Linked DNA regions of Mus musculus: region 1 is linked to region 2. The links are chromatin contacts, found by POLR2A ChIA-PET in ENCODE. All regions are on one chromosome and are shown on one strand. Each heading gives the region's core, a stretch centred on a gene start or an enhancer-like site at or near the end of the contact. The rest is flanking DNA. Distances are from core to core; before and after follow the strand shown.

Region 1 (5,834 bases), core at 1,341-3,840, 110 kb before region 2:
GCAGCCTACAAGTGCTACGCCTCACAGGTAACTCTTCTTTGGTATGGGTCTCCTAGTCCAAAGCTGGCCCAGCAGGCAGAAGCAGGCTTAGGTACACAGTGGGTTCCTATTGTCAGCCGTGGTAGGAACAGAGGCAGATCCACACTGTGGCTACATCAACCTGGGGAGTTCCCTTAATTTTTTACAGTCCCTGACTCAGGTTGAGCCAGGTTCTACCTTACTGCAGAAAATGATTCCAGAATAACCAAGATTTAACAGAGTTTGGATTTATTAAAAGGGACGTTAAGATAGCTTTGAAACATGAGGGTAAGGACAGGTGCCGTGGTATGAAAACACACCAATGAGCCATGTGGGTTTTACAAAATAAGTGCTTTTTTTTTTTCTTTTTTTTGGTTTTTCAAGACAGGGTTTCTCTGCACAGTCCTGGCTGTCCTGGAACTCACTCTGTAGACCAGGTTGGTCTTGAACTCAGAAATCCACCTGCCTCTGCCTCCCACTAAAGGTGTGTGCCACCACTGCCCGGTCAATTAAGTGCCTTTATGATAGCCATGTATACTGAGTTTGATGGCTTCAGAAATTACACCTCAAAGGACTATTAAAGAACCTATAAGAGCCAGACATGGTAGCACAAGCCTTTAGTCCCAGTAATTGGGAGACTGAAGCAGAAGGATTTCTGAGTTTGAGACCAGCCTGGTCTATAAAAATTGAGTTCCAGGACAGCCAGGGCTACACAGAGAAATCCTGTCTTGAAAACAAAACAAAGAAAAGCTTCAGTGGAATCATTTATAGCGTGGGTCCTGCACATTGGGTAGGGATACAGAAGATAGTGCATGCTCCCAAGTAACAGGGGTTGCCAGGGAACGTGCCCGTACTGTAAACAAAAGTTTAGTCTCGTTACTACCTACAAAAAGAGCAAGCTCATCCTTGAGGACCACAGATACATGCCGAGGCCTTTCCTAGAGTTCACTGCTGTTTTAATATTCTTCTAAATGTAAAAGGAGTATTGTTATGTTGGCAATCTTCAAAGTTAATGTTGATGTCACTTGGTGAGAGGCTTCAGCCAGATTCTATGGGGACTTGCCTCCCTTCCTGTGCCCCTATATTTTCCCCTTGTCTGTCTTGCTTCACTATGGCAGCCAGTGGGCATTACTTTGGAGGGCCACACAAGAACCTCGGCCTTGATAAGGGACTACCAGGGAGTACTGTTAGGAGCTACAGCTTATGCATCTATTTAAGGAAACAAGGTACAAGTTCTGCAGAGTAACTTAACAGAATTGAAGCTCTTTTTTGTTTTGGTTTTCAAGACAGAGTTTTCTGTGAGGCACTGGTTGTCCTAGAACGCTGTGTGTAGAGATTTGAGGCTCTTCTAACTTGTCATCAGGGGGAGCCAGGCAAAACTGGACAGAGCTCATGTGACGACAGGGTTTCAGTGCCGGGCTGAGGGATGCAGAGGCTTGCAAAGCCAGGACAGGAGAAGCTGACGCCTTTTCAGGAACTGTCATCACAAACATTCCTAGGAAGTTGGAGTGAGGGAAGAGGTGACAAGGGTTCTAGAACCCTATAGGCATCTGTAAGAGATAGATAAGGGCTTCTGTTTGGATTAGTAGGATCCATCTACCTAGGCTCTATTCTGCCCTACACAGAGAACCCATGGCGTTGTGACTGTGCCCTTCACTGGCTGGGCTCTTGGATCAAAGAGGGGGGCCGACGGCTTCTGAGCTCCAGAGACAAGAAGATCACATGTGCAGAGCCCCCACGCCTGGCGCTACAGAGTCTACTAGAAGTATCTGGTGGTAGCCTCATCTGCATTCCCCCCTCTGTGAACGTGGAGCCCCCGGAGTTTACAGCTAATCTGGGGGAGGACCTGCAGGTCGCCTGTCAGGCATCAGGCTACCCACAGCCCCTGGTGGTCTGGAGAAAGGTGCCCCAGCCTCGCGATGGTAAGCCTCAAGCCCAGGCCCAGCTGGAAGGTGGGGCGCCAGGCTTGGGCGGGCACGGCACCCGAGATACTGGCAGCGGCATGCTCTTCCTCACCAACATCACACTGGCTCACGCAGGCAAGTACGAATGCGAGGCCGCCAATGCAGGTGGCAAAGCTCGAGTGCCCTTTCATCTACTGGTCAACGCATCTCGGCAGCAGTCACAGCAGCTACCTGACCCGCAAGCCCCAGCTACACGCCCTGTGGGACATGAACCCCAGCATGAGGCAGGTAGCATGGCTTTCCGAGCCCTGGGCCTAGCAACGCAGACAGCGATCACAGCAGCCATAGCGCTGCTGGCGCTCACCGCGCTGTTGTTGGCAGCTATGATCTGCCGACGCCGACGCCGGCGGAAAAAGGTGCCTGCGCCGTCGGGAGAAGGCACCCTATTTGTCAACGATTATTCGGATGGGCCTTGCACCTTTGCACAGCTCGAGGAGCTCCGTGATGACCATGGACACGAGATGTTCGTCATTGACCGATCCAAGCCCCTGTTCCCAGAGGTACTGCCTGAGGAGGCCCCAGAACACAATCCTCCCGATGGGCTCAAGTCTGGGCTACGCCTCCCTACACGTGTGGCCTATGAGATCCATTGCTGAGCTTGCGCGTACTAATGACGCAGGCACTGGGGATTGGCAGGTGTCGGTGCAGCTCCGCGCATGCTCAAAGTAAAGTTGAAGCCAGGCTTCTCCACTGAGTGTGTTGGGGCGGCCTAGTGGGGTGCTGGGGGTTGGACCATGGATCAGGTGTTTTCCTCCAGCTGCCAGCCCTGGTGATCCACCATGGCTCTGGACAGTAAGAATAGTGGGATAGCCTACTTATAGACTAGGGGGCAGTATATTGGGTGACAGATTGGTCATGATAAAGCAACACTAGAAATGCAGGTAAGTCTTTCCCATCCAATTAGGACACACATCAAAAAAGCCCATAAATTCACATTCCAGATACTACACGTTTGTACCTTATCCACACCCTCCAGAGCCAGGTAATAGGGTGCCAGGCAGGGTACACAATGTAAGACCCCAAAATGCCCTGAAGCAGATCACCCTGACATCTACCTCAGTGCACTGCATGCCTGCTTAGGGCATGGGATGTGTCCAGGAAGCGTTTTCTACAGAGAGACTACAACCCAACAGAGCCAACAAGTACATCAAACAGAACAGGGGCGCACAGGCCTGAGATAGCAACAGGCTGCCAGATACTGGGAGCAGGTGAAGGGTACTGCAGAAAGCAGAAGTGACTCAAGGTATACCCAGGAGAAAGGCAAACTGCAGAAAACCTAAGACAGAGCCTTTGTGTCAGGCTTCACTACGACCCTGGAGATCAGAGGCTAAAATAGTCTGCAGCTAGCCGGCCATAGATGTCTGTGGTCCAGAGCACATGGGCACGGCCCGAAGCTAACAGCAGTTGGTGTAACTCAGCTTCCACCCGGGCAAACTTCTCCTCATTGATGGAGGCTTCCAGAAGGACAGAGGCAGGTGGTGGCCAAGGAAGACCCTCATAGCAGTCCACAGGGAAGGGGTGTACCACGGTACGTAGCTCAGCCTGTACCACAGAGTCCCGAAGCAGTTCTTTAAGTCCTGCCATAGACAAAGGGTTGCCATAGAGACCAAGGTAGCGGAGACTGGCACATCGAGTGAGGGTGGGCAGGGTAGCCAACAGCTGGGCATCAGCAAGCTGGCACTCAGTCAGCTCAAGATGCAGCAGTGTGGTGGCTACTGCCTGCAGCAGACCCTGGAAGGGTGTCAACTGGTTGCCTGACAGGTCGTTGCCACTCAAATCCAACTTTTTGAGATGGGCAGCATGAGAACTCTGAGCCAGGAAGCGTAGGTCCTCAGGCAAGAGCGCACAGAAGGCCAGTTCTAGGCTTTCCAGGGGCCTCTGCAGGGTGCTGCAGGGACAAAGAGGTTACACAAGGGTCACGGGCAGGTAGGCCAAGAATGGCCTCACATAAAAGAGGGAGAGCAGCGGGAGAGCCCACTCACCTGAGCAGTTGATCCAGCCTGCCTGAAAGGAGAGAAGACCCCATGCTGAGCTCCCGAAGACACATAAACCGGCCCATCTGGGCCAGAAAGTAGCGAAAGTTGTCCTCCCCGTCCACGGAAGGCTGTCTTGAGTCCCCATGCACGTAGTGCAGCCTCAGGCTAGCTAAGTGCTGAAAGCGGGCCACATGTGGGATAATGACAGACAGGCCACGCAAGCCCAGGTTATTGAAGCGCAGGTCTATCCGGCGCAGACAGCCTGCATCTAAAAGCTGTAGCAGGGCCACAGTGTTACGCATGGGTAGATCCTCAGCCCGCAGGTCCCGGCAGCACAGCCGCAGCGGGCTGGCCACACTGCTTTGGAGGGCCTCACGAAGGAATGTGTACGAGGCCCGGTTTACCCGAAGGTCTACTCGGATTTCCACGGGGACTGGTGACAGCCCTGGCTCGGCAGTCCCACCCTGCTGCTGGGCAATGCACGTTCTGGCTACAGCGGCTGTACAGTCCCACATGCTCATGGTTTCAGGATCCTGCTCCACACCATCATCCAGGAGACCCGTCATGTCCAGAACCCGCAATGCATGCTTCCTGGGAGCAGGGATGGGCAGAGGGAGGGAGTGAAGGAGAAAGGCCAGCATCCCTCCCAGCTACTTTGTACAGAAGCAACAGATATCCCCATATGGAGGGAGCTCTTTCTGATCTCAGAACCACAACTCAGGGGATCTTCCTTGTACCCCTAGCCTATGGGCCCCCTAGATAAATGCATACCTGCACAAGGGCTGCGTGCCAGCCTCTGTTTCTTGAGTGTGAATCCGAGCTGTCAGCCCCAGGATCACAGCCTGCATGCTTTCTGTGCTGAGCCGCTCCTGCAGCAGGGCTCGACTGCAGTGGGCACACTCCTGCAGCAGCTGCTGGAAGCTGAGCAGGGGAAAGGGCCACGTGTGCACCAGCTCACGCAGCACAAGCGTCTTTTTGTCCATGAAGGCCACCTTGAAGAGCAGAGGGAAGAGTTCCCGGGGCAGCAGGGGCAGGGCCTGGCATGCAGCTGGCTGGCACTGAAGGACCTGACGCGTGCTGAGGAACACAAGTGTGTGCATGGTGCTGGACTGGGCAGACAGCCACCTGCAGGAGGGGGAGTCTTAATTAGACAAACTCTGGGCCAGAAGCAGGCCACACCCTCCCCAAGTTATCAGTGGTACAAAGCCCACCAAGGTATCTGATATGGAGTTGGTAGTTAATAGAGGAGAAATGCACAAAAGATAAGTTTCTAGGTCTGGCTTGAGACAATGTCTCACTGTATAGCCCAGGCTTGTCTTGAATTTGTAGCAATCCTCCTGCCTCTTCTGGGATTACATGCTGTGCCATCACACTTGGCAGGAACAATTCCTAGGAAGCACTTAGCACTGTGCAGAGTGGACAGGAGACATGGGGGAAACAAAGTGTTGAGCAGAACATACATAGTGCAGCTGTGTCAATGACCTGTCTGTTAAAAGAAATAGCTCATGCTCTGCAGGGCCCAACACTGATACTTTAGGTCTCCCAAATGACAATGACTCAGAAATCCTTCCTCAGAAGTCTAGTAAGGGCTAGGCATGGAGTTGTACACCTTCAATTCCAGCACAGAGGAAGGCAAGAGGGAGGTAGATCTATGAGTCCGAAGCGCACCTAGTCTATTTATAGTCTGTTTATCCTTACAGTGACATCCTAGCCAAAAAAAAAAAAAAAAAAAAAAAAAAGGAAGGAAAGAAAAGAGAAGAAGAAAAGGGGCTGGGAGACGCCTTTCTGTATAGCTCTTACTGAACATGAGGACCTGATTTCAGACCACAGAACCTATGTAAAAGCAGGATACAGGTGACACAGCTCTGTAGCCAGC
Region 2 (5,630 bases), core at 2,981-5,480:
CCCTCTTCTGGTGTGTCTGAAGACTGTACTCACATATGTAAAATAAATAAATCTTTAAAAGGAAAAAAAAAAAAAAAAGGTCTGGGTTCCCAAAACATTTCAGCAGGACCAACAGTTTTACTTTTGCAAGAAGGGTGTGCAGCTGTGCTAAATTAAGCAAGCAAGTGAGCATGTTCATAGAAGGTATTGATGGGTTTTTACAATACTTAATTAAAAAGGGTCCAGTCTCAATGTGTGGTTAAAGCTTAGCCTCATATTCCTGCATGGTTGACTGGCAAATGCAGAACAGGGCAGGTGCTAGGGAGAGGTAGACTTGAACTGTGCTAACGGTTAGGCCAGGCATGGAGGTACATGCCTGTAATACCAGCACTCAGGAAGGATAGAGGCAGGTGGATTTCTGCCAATTCAGGCCTGCATGCTTTATAACATGAGTTCCAAGCCAGTTGAAGCTACATAGCATGAGTCTGTGTCAAAATAAATAAAAATTTAAAAATAAAATTTTTCAGGGTAGCTGGAGCTATGTTGAGAGATAGGACGTTGAATTTACCAAGTGGTTGCTTTATTTGCAATGTTTGTTGTCTCTGTTTACATTTTGAGATGTATGTCTTACTCTGTTTTGTTTCTTTGGTTGGCTTCTCTAGACAGGGTTTCTCTGTGTAACTCCTGCTGTTCTGGAACTATATAGACCAGGCTTGAACTCATGAGATGCACCTGCCTCTGCTTCCCCAATATTGGGTTAAAGGAATGGACTACCACCGACCAGAGTTGCTGGGCAACGGGAAGGGGAGGGCAGGCTGTCCTCATCTTGTTTGCCTTCCGCTGGTCCACACAGCCCTGAAGCTCCTCATCTTCTTCCAGCTTCTGAGACAGTCTGTCAGCATCATCCTCTAGAAGAGTAAAGTCTGCTGAGCCTAAGCCTAGGGTGTTCTAGCTCCCCTGATCGCTAGGGCAGAGCAGCCACGAGCAGGAAGGAAGATTCTAGGGTCTGGGAGCTCTGTAGCCAGGTAAAGCAAAGCTGACTCCCAACCGAACTCCACCAGCAGCTGGCTTCAATTAGTTTGTTTAGTTGGGGGGGGATTTGTTTGTTTGTTTGTGTGTTTGTTTTTAGATGGGGGTTCTCCTCGTACCCCTGATTGTCCTGGAGCAGGCAGACTTGAACTCAGATCAGACTGCCTCTGTATTCCAGTGCTGGGAGTAAAGGTGTGTACCACCACCACCCAGCTATCATTATATATTTTTGATTAGCTTGGAACTCAACCAAACCAGCCAGAGCTTTGTACTTCCAGAGATCTGCTTGCCTCTGTATTATAAGCCCTGGGGAAGGGCACGGCTCTTTACCCCAGAGAGATCACTACAACAAAGCAAAGAAATGACTTCACAAAAGTCCAACTTGGCAAACTACTACTACGTAATTTAATGAGTTTATTATTAATAAATTATTATTATTTAATGAGTTTATTGGGTCTACTTACAGCAGAAGAGGTAAAGAGTTATATTACAGGAGAATGATTCAAAAGCAGCGGCATTATCACAAAGCTCACCCAGGAGCTGGAGAGATGGCTCAGCTGTTAAGAGCACAGACTGTTCTTCCAGAGGCCCTGAGTTCAATCCCCTGCAACCACATGGTGGCTCATAAAACATCTATAATTGGATCTGATGCCTCTTCTGGTGTGTCTGAGGGCAGCTACAGTGTACTTGTATACAGAAAATAAATAAATAATTCTATAGGACTTCAGGCAGGCAGATCTCTGAGTTCCAGGCCAGTCCCTGTAGCCAGCACAGTCTAGGCTAACTGAGATATGTCTGGGGAAAAAAAAACAACCAACCAACCAAACAAACAAACAAACCAACCACACAAAGCTCTCCCTGCCTGTATGACCACTCTCACCCCAGAGCTGCAGGTGTTAAGAGCTCCCTCTGGTAGTTTCGGGAATTCTTGAACCTTCTACTGTTTACTTCTGGAGTCTTTTTTTTTTTTTAATTTATTTATTTATTATATGTAAGTACACTGTAGCTGTCTTCAGACACACCCGAAGAGGGGTTCAGATCTCATTATGGGTGGTTGTGAGCCACCATGTGGTTGCTGGGATTTGAACTCAGGACCTTCAGAAGAGCAGTCAGTGCTCTTAACCACTGAGCCATCTCTCCAGCCCTACTTCTGGAGTCTTAAGAACCTGTCTCCAGGAGGAATGTTGATCAATTTCTTCATAACTCAGAGTCTCACTGGGTCACCAGACTGGCCTCAAATGTGCATAGTCCTTGAGAGTGCTGGGGGTTTACATGTGACGTATGATGTCACAGGTCTATTTATTTATTTATTTATTTATTTATTTATGGTATTTTTCAAGACAGGGTTTCTCTGTATAGCTCTGGCTGTCCTGGAACTCACTTTGTAGACCAGGCTGGCCTTGAACTCAGAAATCTGCCTGCCTCTGCCTCCCAAGTGCTGGGATCAAAGGCATGCACCACCATGCCCGGCTTTTTTGTTTGTTTGATGTCACAGATTTTTTTTTTTTAAGATTTATTTATTTATTTATTATATGTAAGTACACTGTAGCTGTCTTCAGACACTCCAGAAGAGGGAGTCAGATCTCGTTACAGATGGTTGTGGATGGTTGTGAGCTACCATGTGGTTGCTGGGATTTGAACTCCGGACCTTTGGAAGAGCAGTCAGATGCTCTTACCCACTGAGCCATCTCACCAGCCCGATGTCACAGATTTTAAGAGTATTGTTTTTCAAGATTTTTTTTTTTGAGACAGGATTTCTCTGTGTAGCCCAGAAAGATTTTTATTTTAAAAATTATGTAGGACTGGTGAGACATTACTCAGCAGTTAAGAGCACTGGCTGCTCTTCTGAAGATCGTGCATTCAAATCCCAGCGACCAGGTGGTGGCTCACAACCATCCGTAATGAGGTCTGACTCCATCTTCTGGTGCGTCTGAAGACAGCTACAGAGTACTTACATATAATAATAAGTAAATCTCTGGGGCTGGAGTAAGCAGAGGTTCTGGGTTCAATTCCCAGCAACCACATGATGGTTCACAACTATCTGTACAGCTATAGTGTATCATATACATAAAATAAATATTTAAAAAATTATGTATATATGTGCCAGCATGTCTGGGCAGCTTTCGTCCCAGGGCTTGGGAGGTAGACTCTGAATTCGAGGCTAGTTGGGTCTACAGAGTTTCAGGACAGCCAGGGCTATGTAGTTGAGACCTCATCTCAAAAATCAAGAAAAAGAAAAAAAAATAATTTCTTTTGCTTGCTTGTTTTTGTTTTTTGTTTTTGTTTTTGTTTTTTTTTAAGAAAAGTTTTCTCTGTATAACCATGGCTGTCCTGGAACTCACTTTGTAGACCAGGCTGGCCTCAAACTCAGAAATCTGCCTGCCTCTGCCTCTGCCTCCCAAGTGTTGGGATTAAAGGCTTACACCACCACTGCCCAGCCAACAAAATACTTTTTAAAAGAGATCTTTTTTTTTAAATTTTATTTTATTTTTATTAGGTATTTTCCTCGTTTACATTTTCAATGCTATCCCAAAAGTCCGCCATACCCACCCCCCCAATCCACTACCCACCCACTCTCCCGTTTTGGCCCTGGGGTTCCCCTGTACTGGGGCATATAAAGTTTGCAAGTCCAATGGGCCTCTCTTTGCAGTGATGGCCAACTAGGCCACCTTTTGATACATATGCAGCTAGAGTCAATTAAAAAGAGATCTTTAGTGTGATACAGGGGTGATCTACCACATCACCTCATCTACAGAGTGGGGTGGCGATATTGCATGTTTCTGTATCCTTTTCCAAGCCTATATACCCTTGTTTTATTTTCTGGGATTTAGCTAATGAGGCAAGTCTTGAAGGGTACAGAACAGAAGGAAGCAGAGGTCCAGCACCCTCCAGCTCTGTGACGAGGCTCATCAGTCCTTTTTTTTTTTCTTTCTTTCTTTCTTGTTTTTTTTTTTCGAGACGGGGTTTCTCTGTGTAGCCCTGGCTGTCCTGGAACTCACTCTGTAGACCAGGCTGGCCTTGAACTCAGAAATATGCCTGCCTCTCTCAAGTGCTGGGATAAAAGGCATGTGCCACCACGCTTGCTCGTCAGTTCTTATCAAGCTAGGCCACTAGGGGCCGCTCTTCGCTCGCAGCCACGGCGCGCAGGCGCAGATGCGAAGCGGCCCGGAACCCTGCTTCTCAACCACCTGGTCCTCTTAGAAGGCGGTCCGGGCAGGAAGCGCAGGCGCAGTACTTCGGAACCCGGTGGCTGGGTTGGCGCGCGCGGCCGGACCGAGTCCGCTGCCGTCCCTGTCCCCCGAGTCGGCGGCTCCGGCGTGACAGTGGCGGCGACATGTACGCGGTGTACAAGCAGGCGCACCCGCCCACCGGGCTGGAGTTTACCATGTACTGCAACTTCTTCAACAACAGTGAGCGCAACCTCGTGGTGGCCGGCACCTCGCAGCTCTATGTGTACCGCCTGAACCGCGACGCCGAGGTAGGCCGTGTCGAGGCAGTGCCGCAGTCATTCGGCAGGTTCCCCAGTGCAGGAGCTGAGGTTTGCCAAGGGTCTTTGGGCCCCAGAGCCAGTTCATCGCTGCCTCGTTGTTTGGCCTCATCCTACCCTGCCCGGACACCTCTGCCCGCGGTCTACTGCTTGTTCTTTGGAGATCGATTTTCAGGAGATTGTTGCACACCTTCCACGAGCTTAGCAGCAAAGACAAGCCAGTGAACCCTTGAGGGCGATGATTCTTTAGGAAGTCAATACTGCCACACACAGACGGCCACAGTGTCTCTCTAGGAGTAAGACCCAATGAAGGAGACTGGGTGTTTCTGTACAAAACAACCAGAGCTCTTTCTGAGATTGAGCAGATTTGTTGTGGAAGAACGTTTCTTCCTAAAGGAGCAAGGCTGGATGTTTCTCGGGGACAGACTATTGTCAGTAGATGTAGTAATGTGGAATGAATTCATCAGTACATTGATAACGGGGGTGTTTTGGTTGCTAGAGAGACAGCAAGCGGTTCAGGAAGCCCTCCCCCCCTCCCCCCAAAAAAAAGGCAATTTCCGTGGCTCTTTAATCCCAGTTCGATCCATTAATCCCAGGTGGAAGCAGACAGATTTCTGGGTGTTCCAGTTTAAACTATTTCCAAGCCATCTAGGGCTACATAGTGAACCTCTTGTCTAAAAACAAAGCAAAAAAGCCAAGAAGGCAGATGCTTTTTTTAAAAAATTAGACTTATTCATATTCATTTGTGTTTGCTTGTATATATGTATGTACACCATATGCATTCTTGGTGTCCATGGAGGTCAGCATTATGGATAGTTGTGCCATCAAGTGGGTCCTCTGTAAGAGCAACAAGTGCTTTTGATGGCTGTGCATTACTGCCAACATGCAGTTTACTGGGGTGGCAGAACTGGACAGGGAAATCTCACCTTCATAGAAGATGTGTTTTAAATAGACAAGGAAGTGTGGGGGAAGTATGTGGGAGTTAGGCAAAGGGGTTTCAAGGAAAGTTAAGTTTTTGTGGTAGAGGCTAAGGGAAGGAGGAAGGAAGGGAAAGAACGGGTAAGAAGTAACAGGGCAGGGCCTCCACAACACACTCTCCAAGCAGGAAGTTTTGGCAATGAAATAATCTTACCCA

Evidence for each region. ChIA-PET counts read pairs that join two places held with the same protein, here RNA polymerase II (POLR2A).
Region 1: POLR2A ChIA-PET joins it to region 2 with 11 read pairs in embryonic stem cell. The contact joins the enhancer-like site here to the promoter of Cpsf1 in region 2. POLR2A ChIA-PET finds 5 or more read pairs at or near these places in 4 of 5 experiments (Patski and embryonic stem cell).

What each region holds. Positions count from the first base shown.
Region 1 is chr15:76,712,116-76,717,949 of GRCm38, reverse strand. It overlaps Lrrc14 (leucine rich repeat containing 14), which reads right to left. Exons shown (of 4, transcript NM_001358891.1): 2 at 4,730-5,083; 3 at 3,965-4,549; 4 at 2,859-3,870. The coding sequence starts at 5,058. The coding sequence ends at 3,303. It overlaps Lrrc24 (leucine rich repeat containing 24), which reads left to right. Exons shown (of 6, transcript NM_198119.2): 5 at 1-27; 6 at 1,644-2,674. The coding sequence ends at 2,578. Among named protein-coding and RNA genes, the nearest start is that of Lrrc14, 4.4 kb to the right of the region's middle. Within about 2 kb of position 2,590, at least 3 of the 3 ENCODE cell types and tissues checked have a DNase peak (open chromatin) inside an H3K27ac peak, as active enhancers do.
Region 2 is chr15:76,606,191-76,611,820 of GRCm38, reverse strand. It overlaps Cpsf1 (cleavage and polyadenylation specific factor 1), which reads left to right and starts at 4,230. Exons shown (of 37, transcript NM_053193.2): 1 at 4,230-4,486. The coding sequence starts at 4,343.